Linked DNA regions of Homo sapiens: region 1 is linked to region 2. A link is a loop called in an ENCODE intact Hi-C map of the cell type or tissue named here. Cell type or tissue: Calu3. All regions are shown on one strand. Each heading gives the region's core, and the rest is flanking DNA. Links, peaks and the distances in the headings are about the cores only.

Region 1 (8,341 bases), core at 177-8,176, 320 kb after region 2:
GAACAGTGAAGAAAATTTATAGCCTCTAATGGCTGCTTTGTTAAAAAAGAAAGACCAAAGATGAAGACATTTAGTATAAAAATTTCTTTTAAAGAACAGCAAGATAAACTAAAAAATATAAAAATAAATTAGTAAAAATAAAGGCTGAAATTATTTAAACAGAAAAGAAAAAAATACATAAATATGTCGAAAAGCTGATTCTTTTAGAGATCAATTAAATAGACAACCTCTTCATGAGCCTGATTAGGAAAAGAGAGAGAGGTCCAACACACAAGGTTGGAAGTGGGAAAGAGACATAACTGGGTATAGAACAGATTAAAATAATTATAAGAGAATACCACATATAAGGCAATGGCAGCACTCTTGGAGACCTTTCTGGTAGTTAGCCAAATTATTATTGCCCAGTGGGTGATCTCTGTGCTCATCAGACCAGTCCTGGCAAGACTCACCCCAGGGACAGTGACAGGGACAGACTGGGGTGCTCAGCCTACCTGCAGTGGCCCTGGGGCATGCTGGGAGAGAAAGGGGCACAGGGCTTACCCTAGGAGGAGAGGGCCCTGGAGAAGCCATGGCAAAGCTGTGACCGTGGGTGGGCAGAGCTGATCAGAGTCTGCAGATTTGAGCTGGGCATAAGAGGCTGTGGGATTTGGACACAGGGGCCATCCATACTGTTACCAGAACGTGGAGAAGAGCCAGTAGGAATACTGGCTATGAAGCCAGATCCTTCCAGAAAGGGAGAAAGGAACAGGACTCTGTTGTGATGTGGAGGCTGACTAGGTGGAGTGAGGAGAAGGTCCCAGCAAGCAATTGTGCTTGTCTTTTTTGTGCCTGTAACCAGGAGGGAGACAGAGAAACCAGGTGCCCAGGAAACCTTGATTGAAGGGTGCCAGGTAAGCCCTGTCCTTCCCACAGTGGCATTCAACAGCAAGGCCAGGACCTACCATTATCTTTCTGTGTGTAGAGTGGACACAAGCACATATTTCTAAAGAGGACTAATGGATGATCTTTAGGTACTAACTTGTGACCCATTCATTGGAGGTCACTGGGTGTTTCTAGAAGTACTTTTGATGTGACTGATCTTGGAGCAAAGCCTCAAATCACACCTTATTCTGTTCTTTCTATGTATCCAAATTTTACCACTTTTCAAGGGCTATCTCTTCTGGAACACTCTTCTGGAACACTCCAACCCTTCATTTACCAGCTTCTCCTTTTCCCCACATAATTTTTCTTATTATTCTTACGGTTTCTACCACATTACTTATCACTTGGTCCTTCTTGTATTTTTCTTTGACAATAAAAAAGGAGAGGTCGGGCGTAGTGGCTCATGCCTGTAATCCCAGCACTTTGGGAGGCCAAGGTGGGTGGATCAATGAGGTCAGGAGATCGAGACCATCCTGGCTAACATGGTGAAACCCCGTCTCTACTAAAAATACAAAAAATTAGACTGGTGTGGTGTTACATGCCTGTAGTCCCAGCTATTCGGGAGGCTGAGGCAGGAGAATTGCTTGAACTGGGGAGGTGGAGATTGCAGTCAGCTGAGATTTTGCCTCTGCACTCAGGCCTGAGTGACAGAGCGAGACACCATCTCAAACAAGACAAAACAAAACAAAACAAAACAAAACAAAACAAAACAAAGAGTATTCATTTAAAAAAATTTAAACATACAGATGGCTTTTCTTTAAAGACTTTTAAATTTTACAAGTTCTACACGTTTACTTCAGAAAAATGAGAAAATGCATGTAAACATGCAGCAGGAAATAAAGATCACTCATAATTTCACTATCCCAAAATAGTCACTGTTAACATTTGGATGTATATTGGTTTTGCTTCTTTTTTTTTAAAAAAAAAAAACAAAACAAGTAAGTACAGTGATACAGTTTGGGCCTGTGTCCCTACCCAAATCTCATGGTGAAATGTAATCCCTGATGCTGGAGGTGGGGCCTGGTAGGAGGTGATTGGATCATTGTGTAGGGGGCGGTTTCTCACAGTTTAACACCATCCCTCCTCCAGGTGCTGTTATTGTGATAGTGAGTTCTTGTGAAATGTGGTTGTTTAAAGGTGTGTGGCACCTCCCTGCCCCTTCTCCCTCCCATTCTGGTTATGGGAGACATACCGGCTTCCCCTTCACCTTCTGCCATGATTGTAAGTTTTCTGAGGATTCTCCAGAAGCAGAAGCCGCGATGCTTCCTGCACAGCCTGCAGAACCGTAAGCCAGTTAAACCTCTTTTCTTTATAAATTAGTCAGTCTCAGATATTTCTTTACAGCAGTGTGAGAACAGACTAACACATACAGTGTTAATATACATGTAATTACATTCTTATAAAAGCAGATCATACTATACATATTGTCTTAAAACTCTGCTTTTCATTTCTCAATAGACGATTGACATCTTTTTAGGTTAATAAATGAACCTGAGCATTCTTAATGGCTGTGTGACCATCCTTTGATGGACTTTGATGGGTGTTTCATAACTTAGCCTATTGATTCTCCATTGTTGAATATTTTATTATAGCTTACGTTTCACTATGATGAACAGCTGAGAGGAGTATACATATATTAATAATTGATTATGTAAGAATAAATTCCTAGAAATGAAACTGCTGGCTCTAAGGATATGCTCTTTTCTTAAAAAGGCTTTTGATACCTGTTGCTGAATTGTTTTCTTAAAGGTTTTGCTAGTTTACACTCCATTAGTGCCTTTTCCCTACATCCTTGCTAAAATAGGTATTTATTATTATTAAACAAATTGGACCTGTTTTGATGCTGAACATGGCATCTCATTATTTTAATTTGCTTTTCTTTTATTACAAGAGATGTTGGACATCATCACTTTTTAATGTTTGTTGGCGATTCGTATTTTACGAATTTCTTGTGTGTATCATGTATCCGTTTCTTATTGATATGGTTATCTCTGTTCCTGAGTTTATATATGGGGACATCAGCTCTCGGATGGCTGTATATGACAAGTGCAGTGAAAACCCCGGGTACCATGTGGCATTGCTGAAAATCTAGACTTAAAGTGATTGGCTGTTGGCTTCCATTCTACATGCAGCCCCCAAGAGGGTAGGCTAAAGTTCTTATTTTCTGGAGTGTTGGGGGGATATATGGCAGGTGGACAGGCGGATGGGGTGGCTAGGGAGAAGATGGGGAATGGGGAGGCTGAGGATGAGTCAGGGCAACTAAACAGGCTGCCCATTCCTGGAACTGCTGCTTTCTTGGAAATTTGCAAGCCCCCAAATCCTCTTGATTTTAGACAGATAAGACAGCAGACAGCAGGTGGTGCCAAACTGCAGCTAGGGCATCGTGATTTAAAGCGTGCGGTCCACGTCTGGACTCTGTGGTCTGGCTGCACAGACTTCCCTTGGTGTTGGAGCAGGTTTTCACCATACTTCACTAAATTTATTTTTTCTTTTGCTTCTTATTTCACGTTATTTTCTTGATATAAATCTGTCCTCCTTTTCCTTCATGATGTTTTTGTTTTTGATGAAACAAGCCATCACCATTCCCCAAATACATAATTAAAAAAATTTAAAGTCTGTAAAAGTTTATTTTCTTTTATTTCTGCAACTTCTGTAGAATTTATTTTGGTGTGTGTGATATAACTATTCAACACCCTCCTTAGCCTCATCCCCATCCCGGCTCCTACCCCTTAGTTAACTAGTTATTTCAGCAGCCTTTATTGAATAATCTACTTGTCCACAACTGATTTGAAAATGTCATTCTTATATACTGATGGCCCTTTTTCTGGGGTGTTCATGCCTGTGTCAGTGGCACATTGTTCTAATTGCTGTAAAGAATACTTTTTTTTTTTTAACTTGTGTTTCCTGGAAACAGACTCTGAGATGGAGAGATGTGTGCTGAAGTTTATCAGGGAGTTCTTTTGTGAGATAAACTTGTCAGCAGGTGGGTAAGACTGGAATGGGCATAGGGAGAGGCCTATGCAATGCTGTTTTAATGAAGGCTTCCGCTGATTCTTTGGGGAGCTCTGGACAGGGCTCACCCTTCAGAGTTATCCTAATTTAAGACAGGGGGCCAGAACTTTGTATCCCCTATAAGCGAGTTACTGGCCCATGGGCACTCTCCTGAAGGGGCATAATCCTGGGCAAGGCAGAACCCTGTGAGGGTGGCTGTTAGCAGCCCATACGCCAGCACCTGGAGCTGGATGCATCTGCCCTGGGGAGTATCCACACTACATGAATGTTTTGCTATCTGGAAGCTCAAGTCATTCCTCATCATAGGTCTTGTATTTTTTTTTGAGACAGGGTCTTACTCTGTTGCCCAGGCTGGAGTGCTGTGGTGCCATCTCAGCTCACTGCAGCCTCAACCTCCCGGGCTCAAGCAATCTTCCCACCTCAGCTTCCCAAGTAGCTGGAATCACAGGCATGCACCGCTATGCCCAGTGCCTGGCTAATTTGCCCAGGCGGGTCTCAAACTTCTGGGCTCAAGCAATCTTCCCACCTTGGCCTTTCAGAGTGTTGAGATTTCAGGTGTGAGCCTCCGCACCCAGCCCTGATTCCTCTTTTTAAAAACACTTGAAGTCTTCATTTTCATTTGTATTAGCACTGTCTTTACAGGTAGAGTGTAGGTTTTTAAGCCTGGGCACCATCTTAATATGTATGTATTTTTGACACAAGAAAGCTGGAAAACTGCAGCCCTATCAGATATTTCATAATTTTTTTGGAGTGGTTTTGGACTATATGAAATAATAGATTTCAAGAGTCAGTGTGAAACTACAGTGAGATACCACTTAATATTCACTAGGATTGCTATAATTTAAAAAATCATTAACAAGTGTTGGTGAGGATGTGAAGAAATTGGAATCCTCCTACACTGCTGGTTGAAATGTTAAATAGTGCAGCCACTATGGAAAATAGTCGGGTGTTTCCTCAAAGGTTAAACACAGGGCTAACATATGACCCAACCATTCTACTCTAAGGTATATTCCCAAACAGAAATGAAAACATGTGTCTTCACAAAAATTTTTGTGTGAATGTTCATAGCAGCATTATTCATAATAGCCAAATATCATAAATAACCTAAATTCTCATCATCCAATGAATGGATAAATAAAATATGGTATATCCATACACTGGAATATTATTCAGTAAAAAAAAAGAATGAAGTACTGATACATGCTACAATATGGGTGAATGTTGAAGACATCTTGCTAAGTGAAAGAAGCCAAACACAAAGACCACGTATCATATTATATGATTCCATTTATGTGAAAAGTCTAGAATGGGCAAATATATAGGACAGAAGATGCATTACTGGTTGCCTAAGGCTGGGGGTGGGGGTTTGTTGGGGGAAAATAAGGACTGACTATTGATGGATATGTGATTTCTTTTTGAGGTGATAAAAATGCTCTAAGGTTGACTGAGGTGATAATTGTACCGCTCAGTGAATATGCTGCAAACCATTGAATTGTGCACTTTAAATGTGTGAGTTGGGCCGGGTGTGGTGGCTCACATCTCTAATCCCAGCACTTTGGGAGGCCAAGGCAAGTGGATCACTTGAGGCCAGGAGTTCGAAACCAGCCTGGCCAACATGGCAAAACCCTGTCTGTTCTAGCAATACAAAAAAACATTAGCCAGGCATGGTGGCATGCTCCTGTAATACCAGCTACTTAGAAGGCTGAGACAGAACTGCTTGAACCCAGGAGGTGGAGGTTGCAGTGAGCCGAGATCGCACCATTGCACTCTAGTCTGGTTGACACAGTGAGACTCTGTCTCAAAAAAAAAAGAAAAAAAGTGTGGATTGTATGGTATAGGAATTATATCTCAATAAAGCTGTTGTAAAACAAGTCAGCGAAACAAAAGGACAAAGATTGATGTAGTTGATTTGCAACAGGCAAAAAGTTTATCGACACAGAATGATTAAGAAGGAAAACACATTTTGCAATTTAAAGACAAAACCGAACCAATAAGACAAAAGAATCTGAGAAAGGATTACAGGAGTAGCTGCAGCTCTGTGGCCGCAGGTTTGTTGCAGTGCTTCAGCACGCCTTTGTTAGGTGTCATCATTTACATCCTGGGGACAGGACTCAGCTGCCTGCATCTTACTCTTGAATTTTACATCAGAAACAGTGTTGAGATGAAATTAGTTGGTCATTATCCGTCACCAGCCTGGTTCCTCTGCTTTTATGTGAATCTAAAACAGAAATAGGGAGAATTTTAGAACTGGAAATGTAAAGGTTGGTTCACAAGTCATGCTTTAAAGTGAATGACTGTAGCCCAGATTTTTGGGGGTAAGGAAAGCACATTTTATTCATGATGGATGCTCATTAAATAAGCAGAAAGTATTACTTTAAAAAGCGACTCTTCCCCTCGATTGAGCTGTGTTGGTTATTCCTTTGGAGTCCACAGAGAATCATCCTTTAGATTCAGCTTCTCTGGCCTCAGAACTGTTGACAAATAAAAGAAATGATTGTTGTCAGTTACTTCTCTTTGGCCAAAAACTGTAAAGAAGCAGACATATTTTCTTTCTGAATGGAACGAGTGTTGGTGAGGATGTGAAGAAATTGGAGCCCTCCTACACTGCTGGTAGGAATGTAAAATAGTGGAGCCACTATGGAAAATAGCCTGGCAGTTCCTCAAAGGTTAAACACAAGGCTAACACATGACCCAACCATTCCACTCTAAGGTATATACCCAGTCGAAATGAAAACATATGCCCACACAAAAATTGTATGTGAATGCTGGTGCCAGCTGAACATTATTAGTAGCATGCTGGGCGAATGGTTCATGCCTGCAATCCAAGCACTTTGGGAGGCTGAGGCGGGAGGATTGCTTGAGACCAGGAGTTTGAGAATAGCCTGGGCAACATAGTGAGACTCTGTCTCTACCAAAAGTAAAAAAAATTAGACCAGACACAGTGGCTCGTATCGGTAATCCCAGCACTTTGGGAGGCCAAGGTGGGTGGATCACAAGGTCAAGAGATCGAGACCATCCTGGCCAACATGGTGAAACCCCGTCTCTACTGAAAATACAAAAATTAGCCGGGTGTGATGGTGAGCGCCTGTAGTCCCAGCTACTCAGGAGGCTAAGGCAGGAGAATCACTTGAACCCGGGAGGCAGAGGTTGCAGTGAGCCGAGATTGTGCCACTGCACTCCAGCCTGGTGACAGAGCGAGATTCCGTCTCAAAAAAAAAAAAAAAAATACAGGCATGGTGGCTCATGTCTGTAGTCCCAGCTACTCAGGAGGCTGATGTGGGAGGATCATTTGAGCCTGGGAGGTCAAAGCTGCAGTGGGCTGTAAACACAGCACTGCACCTAGCCTTGGCGACAGAGTGAGACCCTGTCTTAGAAATGACTGCAATTATCTAGGAGATACAAAAAAAACTAATGAACACTTTAAGGAATAACATGTAATTTCTTATTTACATTCAATTATCAAGATATAGATGCAGAAAAATTTTAAAGGAACTAACGCCCAGTGTCAATTACATTCTAAATAAATCTAGAGTGATACCATGGAAAGTTGTTTTTTTTTTCTTTTCTATTTTCTACTAGCTTTTCAGATTGTACTTGATTTGAAACTTGCTAAAACTGTAAATCTCAGTCTCTGAATAAAAAACAATTTCTTCATTTTTAAGAAAGTGATTTTAACAACAAAATCATGGTATCGGTGACTCACCCTCCCTCTCCACCGAGCAGGCGGTGGTAGGTCTCGATCTCCACCTCCAGGCGTGTCTTGATGTCCTGCAGTTGTGCATACTCTGTGTTCTGGTATTCAGTCTCGCCCCGGATCTGGCAGATCTGCTCCTCCAGGATGCTGATATACATCTTAATTTCTGACAGCTGAGCCACGTAGCCAGCTTCTGTGTCAGCCAGGGTTCCTTCTGGGGAGCTTTGCTACAAATGCCCATGAAAATTGAAGCATTGTCAGAATAACTGCTCAGTATTCAACATATGAACCCTGAAACATATATTTTGTATGGTGAGGGTGTCTCCAAATGAACCACTTAATAGAGATTTACCTTTGATAATTAATACCGAATAATAGTAATGATAGCAAATATTAATCAGAGAGTACTACTGTAACCATATAGCAATTCCTACTCACTATTAGGCACTGTTCAAGTATTTTATAAATATTGACTCATGTAATTCTCATAACAACCTTATGAGATAGGTACTATTATTCCCATTTACAAAAGCCAACATTTTGCTAGCTTGCTTCAAACAGTGTCTGCAAAACAATTTTTTAAAACTATAGAAGAAAATTGAGTGAGTGCCCCTTTCCCACCTACCATGGCCAAGACAGACTGCAGTTCATGCTGGAGGGACTGGAGGACTTGTTTCAGCTCCATTATCTCACTCTTGGCCGAGCTAACTGCTT
Region 2 (8,341 bases), core at 139-8,138:
GGCTGGAGTGCAATGGCACAGTCTTGGCTCTCTGCAACCTCTGCCTCCTGGGTTCAAGCGACACTCGTGCCTCAGCCTCTCGAGTAGCTGGGACTACAGGCACGCACCACCACACTCAACTAATTTTTGTATTTTTAGTAGAGATGGGGTTTCACCATGTTGGCCAGGGTGGTCTTGAACTCCTGACCTCAAGTGATCCGCCAGCCTCAGCCTCCCAAAGTGCTGGGATTACAGGCATAAGCCATGGCGCCCAGCCAAATGGTATACGTTAAATGGGCAAATTTGGCATGTGAATATCTCAATAAAGATGTTTCAAAAAAAGTAGACAGTAAAGGCATTATCAAATGATTAACAGAATTATTAATTCTATTTAGTTCATTGAGTGGACATTATTTATATCCGAAGCATGATGTTGAACTCTAGAGATACTACAAACATTACTAATATGTAGTCACTTTTCTTAAGAAACTTTGTATACTAGAACCTCGTAAGTGGCTAGAAAATGAAATCTAATAAACTGGGTATTTTCTTAGATCCCAATTAAGGAATTCAAATTAACAAACTACTTCATTACAAAATATTTTCTATAATGAATCAAATCCCAAGGACGATATTAAAGAGGTCCAGGCCAGGGGCAGTGGCTCACGCCTGTAATCCCAGCACTTTGGGAGGCCAAGGCGGGCAAATCACAAGGTCAGGAGTTTGAGACCAGCCTGACTAACATGGTGAAACCCCGTCTCTACTAAAAATACAAAAAGCAGCCAGGCGTGGTGGCATGCACCTATAATCCCAGCTACTCAGGAAGCTGAGGCAGGAGAATCGCTTGAACCCAGGAGGTGAAGATTGCAGTGAGCCGAGATTGTGCTATTGCACTCCAGCCTGGGCAACAAGAGTGAAACTGTCTCAAAAAAAAAAAAAAAAAAAAAAAGAGGTCCAAGTAGAATTGAGATACAGTCCTCTTTCACGTTTCTCAATTCAACAAAAAGGTTTTGAACATCTATGTGGAATGTACTAGGTAACAAACACAATTTAATCTTCACTTTATACCATTTTTCTAAAAATGTTGTAATACCTGGTTCTCTTTTCTGTTTCTTTTCTAATCTTTGTTTTAGGCCTTCTAGTTCCACACCATCTTCTTGAGGGCTTCCTTCAGTATTTTCATTCTAAAAGATAGCAAAGTTAGGGTTGGATATAGAATAAATTCTGAACTATGGGATTAGAGATTTTATACATTTTTGGCTGGGAGCGGTGGCTCACGCCTGTAATCCCAGCACTTTGGGAGGCCGTGGTGGGCAGATCTCTTGAGGTCAGGAGTTCGAGACCAGCCTGGCCAAGATGGTGAAACCCCATCTCTACTAAAAATACAAAAATTAGCTGGGTGTGGTGATGTGCCCCCAACTACTTGGGAGGCTGAGGCACGAGAATCGCTTGAATACGGGAGGCGGAGGTTGCTGTGAGCTGAGATCCTGCCATTGCACTCCAGCCTGGGTAACACAGCGAGACTCCATCTCAACAACAACAACAAAAAAATTTTATACATTTTTTTTTCAATTTTAAGTGGACATATGCATCAATATTTTATGCATAATATTTTTAAGAGTATTACCTCTTTTTTTTTTTTGAGATGGAGTTTTGCTCTGTTGGCCAGGCTGGAGTGCAGTGGTGTGACCTTGGCTCACTGCAACCTCTGCCTCCCGGGTTCAAGCGATTCTTCTGCCTCAGTCTCCCGAGTAGCTGGGATTACAGGCGCCTGCCACCATGCCCGCCTAATTTTTTTAATTTTTAGTAGAGACAGGGTTTCAACCATGTTGGGAGGCTGGTCTTGAACCACTGACCTCAAGTGATCCACCCACCTTGGCCCCCAAAGTGCTGGGATTATAGGTGTGAGCCACCACAAGAGTATTACCTTAATTTTCTTTTTATTTTTCTTTTCTGCCTCTGCTTTCATTTCTATGGTTATTCGTGGAATGACTCTTTGACCACGCGGAGAAGGCAAAACTTCAGCCATTTGTGTTTTTTTCCCCTTGGCCTTCCCCCCTTTCCCAGGAAGTCCGACTTGTTCATCTTGTTTTTCCTTGGCTTCAACAGCCTACAGAAGGGATATAAGAAAGCAAGTTTAAATGTTAACAAAAACATTACAATATCTAAACACCCAACAGTTAAACTGATTTCATTTTGTTACATCTTAAAAACTAGTGATAAATTGCTCCATAACCTAGTATACTATCAACAATAGTGAAGATGTAATTAAAACACACCTTGAAAAGGAAGGTGTGGAGACAGAAGGACTGGGTTTTATTCCTGATTCTACCACTTAACCTTTTTGAGGAAAACAAGGGAGAAACTAAAAATAAAACATGTATATACATATATATTTGTAAACTCACATACAAAATATGAAAGGAAGTGATGCACACTTATCCAACCAACTGATTACAATGAGCTAGGCATCTATACTGAAGTGCAGTAATACAAATTTGCATGTTAAATTTAAGAAATAAAGCTTTTGGTGGTTTTTTTTTTGTTTTTTTTTTTTTAAGAGACACGCAGGCTGAGTACAATGGTACATGATCATAGTTCACTGCAGCCTTGAACTCCTGGTCTCAAGTGATCCTCCCACCTTGGCCTCCGGAGTAGCTGAGACTATAGGCCCACACCACCATGCCTGGCTATTTAAAAAAAACATTTTGTAGAGATGAGGTCTTGCTACGTTACCCAAGCTGGTTTTGAACTCCTAATCTCAAGTGATCCTCCTGCCTCAGCCTCCCAAAGCACATTGGGATTACAGGTGTGAGCCACAGTGCTGGCCTTTTTTCTTATGTTAAAATAATGTTGAGAAACAAATGTTATTAGGAAGATTTAAGTAACAAATAACCTTCTGAAACCATCTGGATAGCCCTGCTTTCTCCTTTTTTTTTTTTTTTTTTTAGATGGAGTCTTGCTCTGTCACCCAGGCTGGAGTACAGTGGCGCAATCTCGGCTCACTGCAACTTCTGCCTTCTGGGTTCAAGCAATTTTCTTGCCTCAACCTCCTGAGTAGCTGGGATTACAGGCGGATGCCACCACACCCAACTAATTTTTGTATTTTTAGTAGAGACAGGGTTTCACCATGTTGTCCAGGCTGGTCTCGAACTCCTGACCTCAAGTGATCTGCCCACCTCAGCCTCCCAGAGTGCTGGGATTACAGGCATGAGCCACCATGCCCTGTGGCTTTGTCCTTTTAAGTTGACTTGGGGGACTGGGTTGGTGGTCTTCTTCCACATTTAGGCTCTTTTTATCTTCTCAGTCCTAATATGTTCTTCCCTTTATCAAAAATCAACTCCTGCTCTTTTCTTTTTTTGTCCAGAAATGTCTGAATGTCTGGGCAGTCTCCTGGTATCATTTACTGTATTCTAAATAGTATTTTTTTTTTTTTTTTTGAGACGGAGTTCCACTCTTGTTGCCCAGGCTGGAGTGCAATGGTGTGATCTTAGCTCACAGCAACATCTGCCTCCCGAGTTCAAGTGATTCTCCTGCCTCAGCCTCCCAAGTAGCTGGGATTACAGGCATGTGCCACTACGCCTGGCTAATTTTGCAATTTTAGTAGAGACAGGGTTTCTCCATGTTGGTCAGGCTGGTCTCGAACTCCCAACCTCAGGTGATCTGCCTGCTTCGGCCTCCCAAAGTGCTGGGATTGTAGGTGTGAGCCACCGCACCCGGCCTTGTATTCTAAGTAGTATTTAATAATCTGTCCCTTTTTTTTTTTTTTTTTTTTTGAGACGGAGTCTTGCTGTGTTGCCTAGGCTGGAGTGCAGTGGTGTGATCTCGGTTCACTGCAACCTCTGCCTCTCGGTTCAAGCAATTCTCCTGCCTCAGCCTCCTGAGTAACTGGTATGCACCATCATGCCTGGCTAATTTTTGTGTTTTTAGTAGAAATGGGGTTTTACCATGTTGGCCAGGCTGGTCTTGAACCCCTGACCTCAAGTGATCCACCCAACTCAGCCTTCCAAAATGCTGGGATTACCAGCGTGAGCCACTGCACCTGGCCAATAATCTGTTCTTTTATACGCTATTTGGAATTTATCCTTATGCCTCTTATTTTCTTTTTATTGCCAATTGTGAACTATCTTGACAAAGGTATACTGCTGGAATATATTATTTCATTAATAAAAATTCTAACATGGGCATTATAAACTACATACCTCCAATTCTTCAATAAATGTAGCCAAGTCTTCTTTCCACAAATCTGATGGACTCTTTCTTTTTAATGTGTCCAGCTCTTGTTCCTTCATAAGATAATTACAAAATTGAGTTAATATATGTATACAAGCAGCATTTTCATGCAACACACAATTTTACTTTTACCATTAGAATAGAACAAAACTAAGCAGCATGTACCATCCTACTATCAACTCACTTTTTCATTTCTTAGCCTGCAGAGTTCATCTTTCTTTTCCTTGGTTAAATACCAAAGGGGCATATCAAGAAGATAGTTGAAGGTTGGTCCAGAATCTGTTACGGAGTCACTCTTTTCAGTTTCCTTTTCGTTGTCACTCTCTTCATTTTCTTCTTCATCTGGAACCTAAAGGATTAATTAAAATCTAGCTTTATTAGAAAATGTGAAACATAAACATTGTACAATACATAGTCTTTAACAATATAGAAAAGTGCCACCCAAGATTACCTTTTGCTGGGCTTCTTTCCAGGCCTTCACAGGATCCGAATCATATCCCCTCTGAATCAGAACTTTAATTAATTCTTTCTTAGGCTTATTTTCTATTTTTAAAAAAGTAAACAGAGATAATGATTTTGAGTAATATTTTAGGAAGGGGATAAGGTTTTACACAAGTCAAAAGTTTAAAACTGGAAATTAAACTGTCTTCGTGCTTGCATAAATTTGTATATCCCGGTATACAGGCAAGTCTCCCTAAACCATTGACAAATGTAAATTACCACAAGGGGGCAGTCAAATCATATATGATCAAATCATTTTTTTTTGGAGACAGGGTCTCTCTCACTCTTGTGTCCAGGCTGGAGTGCAGTGGCACTACCTAGGCTCACTGCAGCCTTGACCTCCCCAGCTCAAGTGCTGAGATTACAGGCATGCGCCACCACACCCAGAGAGTAGAAGCCATTCGTAATCTTCCTGCCTTTTTTTTTTTTTACCATCAGATTTATTATCTCTTCTCTGTCTCTTTTATTTTCTGTTCCTGTAGACATGATTAGTGTATCTATTCTCTTGGTCAATCAGTTTATGCAAGGTCTTCTAGCTCTCTATTCTCCTCATGTCTAATTGTCAACTAAATCTTGATTTCTCAAGATGCTCAGTCAAGGAAACATCATCTCTTTCAAACTATAAATACCTAATCAGATATTTTAAAGAAATGCGTGTATAAGTGACCAGGTGAATTAAATGGATTTTGCCTCTTTCTCCACCATTACTCTCACCAAAAATGTTTAAAGAAAGTTTGGCGTAACTAGAGTTTTAGTAAGCAGTTATTATTCCCAAAACATACCAATGATTATTTTGCCATCTATTTTCTCTAAGATAAAGCGAGCCTGATTATTCAGTTTAGCAGATTCAGCACCAAGCATTCCTAGGAGCCATTCTTTTCTTAATCCATAATATTTAAGTCTGAGTTCAAAAAAGTCTCTTAGAATATCCAACACCGTGTCATATTTCTTTAAACAGCCTACGTGGTCAAAAAGCACCTGAAAAAGGAAAACAAGATTAGAGCCAAGAATAGACAAATTGGCTAAACTTTATAAAGGTAGACTAAGATATACTTTTAAAATTGATATTAATCTTTAATATAAATTGAAACGTGTACATCTCACAAAACAAATACATACCATAGAGTTGCATGTGAGACTAGTTTGGAGTTTGAAGACTTTGTGTAGTCCAACTCTCTCTGCCTCTGCCAGTTTTTCTTCAGTCATCTTCACAACAAATTTCACAGTGGTATCTGTATGGTATTCCCTATAGTCTGTTATGAGAGGAGGTGTCTTCTCGGTGCCATTCAACATGGGTTCTAGAACTTGTTCTTTGTATGTCTAAAGAAAGAAATAATCCTGAAGTTTCTAAAATATAGGCTTCTGAATAGTCAACAGCAATAGTACAAAAGGTATTTCTTTTGATCACAAACCTAAAAAAGAAATCCATAATTATTTACCTGGGTCCATGTTCTGACGGGAAGCTCTGAGATTTCAATGGTTGTAGAATTAAGAATAGCTACTTCACCACTAATCACATATTGATTTGGAGCCAGTTCTTCAATAGTACCCTTGAAGTTCTTGTAACTTGGAAGCTAAATTGGCATTTAAAAAAACAGTATGTTTTCTAAATGTGATACTAGACGGAAATCACAACAGCGTTTAACAATAAATCTAAAGTATGAAATTAAATTTTATGTTTGCATCATCTTTAATCATACAATCTATTCAACTGAAACCCAAGGAAAAGTTAAGGCTCTTAACACACACAGAATACTTACCATTGGCAAAGGTTCTTCTCCATCCATCAAACGCCTGATGTTATTTACAATTTCACGCACATCAAAGTTGGGGATTTTGCAGGACCACCCAGTACCGATTCCTTCAGCACCATTTATCAGCACCATGGGAATAATAGGAATGTACCATTCAGGCTCAACACGCTGGTTGTCATCATATAAAAACTTCAACGTGTGATCATCTTTTGGTGGAAATAACAATCGAGCCAAAGAGCTAAAGAAAAGAAACAAAGAATGTTATTTTACAAAAATACTGAATTTCACACTTAACTTTTATGGAAAGGACATGTATTATACATGAAAATTATCTTGGTTTTACTTGCTGACTAATATACATTTAACAATATTTATTGAGCACTTGCTATGTGTCACGCACATGGACATAAAGTCTCAATCCTCAAGGAGCTCACAGTCCAGTAGAAGTTTGCAATTAACACATATTTTGTTAGGTGGTGGGATAAACAAGAGAAGAAAAAGTGGGAAAGTGACTGAAGAGGTGCTAAGGAAAGTTAAGCCGTTTCTGATAGGAAAACATTTGAGCAGAGAAAAGACACTGAGGGCGCCAGGTGCAGTAACTCGCGCCTGTAATCCCAGCACTTTGGGAGGCTGAGGGAGGCAGATCACCTGAGGTCAGGAGTTCAAGACCAACCTGGCCAACATGGTGAAACCTCATCTCTACTAAAAATATAAAATTAGCTGAGCATGGTGGCGTGTACCTGTAATCCCAGCAACACGGGAGGCTGAGGCAGGAGAATCACTTGAACCCAGGAGGCAGAGGTTGCAATGAGCCGAAATTGCGCCACTGCACTCCAGCCTGGGCAAAAAGAGCAAAACTCCATCTCAAAAGAAAAAAAAACAACAAAAAACAAACTGAGGGACTGAACCATGTGGATATCTAGAGAAAGAGTGTTGCAGGCAAAGGAACCAGTAAGTAAAAGGCCCTGAAGAGGAAATGTGCTCGGTATATTTGAGTATAGGCCAAGGACAGTGTGGCTGGAGAGGAGATGGTATGAGAAGGAATCAAAAGACATGGAAGGTGGGGACACGGATCACATAATGTCTGGTTAGCTAAAATAGGTCTTTAGATTTTACTCTGAGCAGTTGAAGGTTCTGAATCAGAGTGACTTATTTTTTAAAAAATAATTGGCTGCTTTAAGAAAAGATGATATGTTACAATAGTTTAGATGAGATGGGGGTGGCTTAGTATTTTTCCAATGCAGATCCTATAGGATTGGCTGAGGAACTGGATGTTAAGTATCAAGCAAAGGAGTCAAGGGTGACAAGGTTTTTAGCCTGAGCAATTAGAAGGATGGCATGGCATTCCATTTACTGAGACAGGAAAACTAAGGATTTGGTTTTAGACTTATGTTTGAGATACTTAACTAGATATCCAAGTGGGAAATGTTAAGAGGGCAGTCAGACATAAAAGTTGGGAGTTCAGGGGAGAGACCAAGACTGGAGATTTAAAGGTATAGAACGGATGAATGGGAGATCATTTGGGAATTGAGTGTAGGCATTGGAAAGAGATCTGATGAAGGAGCCCTGGAATGGGCCAGTATTTAGAGGTTGGGAAGGTGAGAAGGACCCAGCAGAGAAAGCTAATAAGGTAGAAGAGAACCAGAAGAGTCTACAGTCATAGAGGCCAAATAAAGAGTTTCAAGAAGGATGGAGCAATTAGTAACTGTTTGAATGCCACTGAAAGGGTGACTGGGATGACAGCTGAAAATTGACCATTCATAATATACTTTCCATAGGCTTGTAAAGGAGTAAAATTTCAATTGTGATATTTAGGAAGAATCAAAGTCTCCTTTACTCAGTCCCAAGCTCTACATCAGGATTTCTCAACCTTA

The links. Peaks named below come from ENCODE experiments on the same cell type or tissue, not always from the same donor. Only the 100,000 strongest peaks of a DNase experiment are listed, where the experiment ranks them.
Region 1: a loop joins it to region 2, with 2.0 times the contacts of the local background. A loop is called at or near these places in 1 of 110 quality-filtered maps.

Annotation. Positions count from the first base shown.
Region 1 is chr17:40,711,399-40,719,739 of GRCh38, forward strand. It overlaps the pseudogene KRT223P. Among named protein-coding and RNA genes, the nearest start is that of KRT24, 12 kb to the left of the region's middle. In Calu3, for the core only: a CTCF peak has its summit at 3,230 (motif pointing right); DNase peaks (open chromatin) are centred at 3,284 and 7,693.
Region 2 is chr17:40,394,377-40,402,717 of GRCh38, forward strand. TOP2A (DNA topoisomerase II alpha) reads right to left here. Exons shown (of 35, transcript NM_001067.4): 21 at 6,474-6,705; 22 at 6,153-6,287; 23 at 5,833-6,033; 24 at 5,496-5,691; 25 at 4,664-4,755; 26 at 4,397-4,561; 27 at 4,182-4,265; 28 at 1,907-2,089; 29 at 1,073-1,163. Among named protein-coding and RNA genes, the nearest start is that of TOP2A, 19 kb to the right of the region's middle. In Calu3, for the core only: no CTCF peak of the experiment used is centred there; a DNase peak (open chromatin) is centred at 4,990.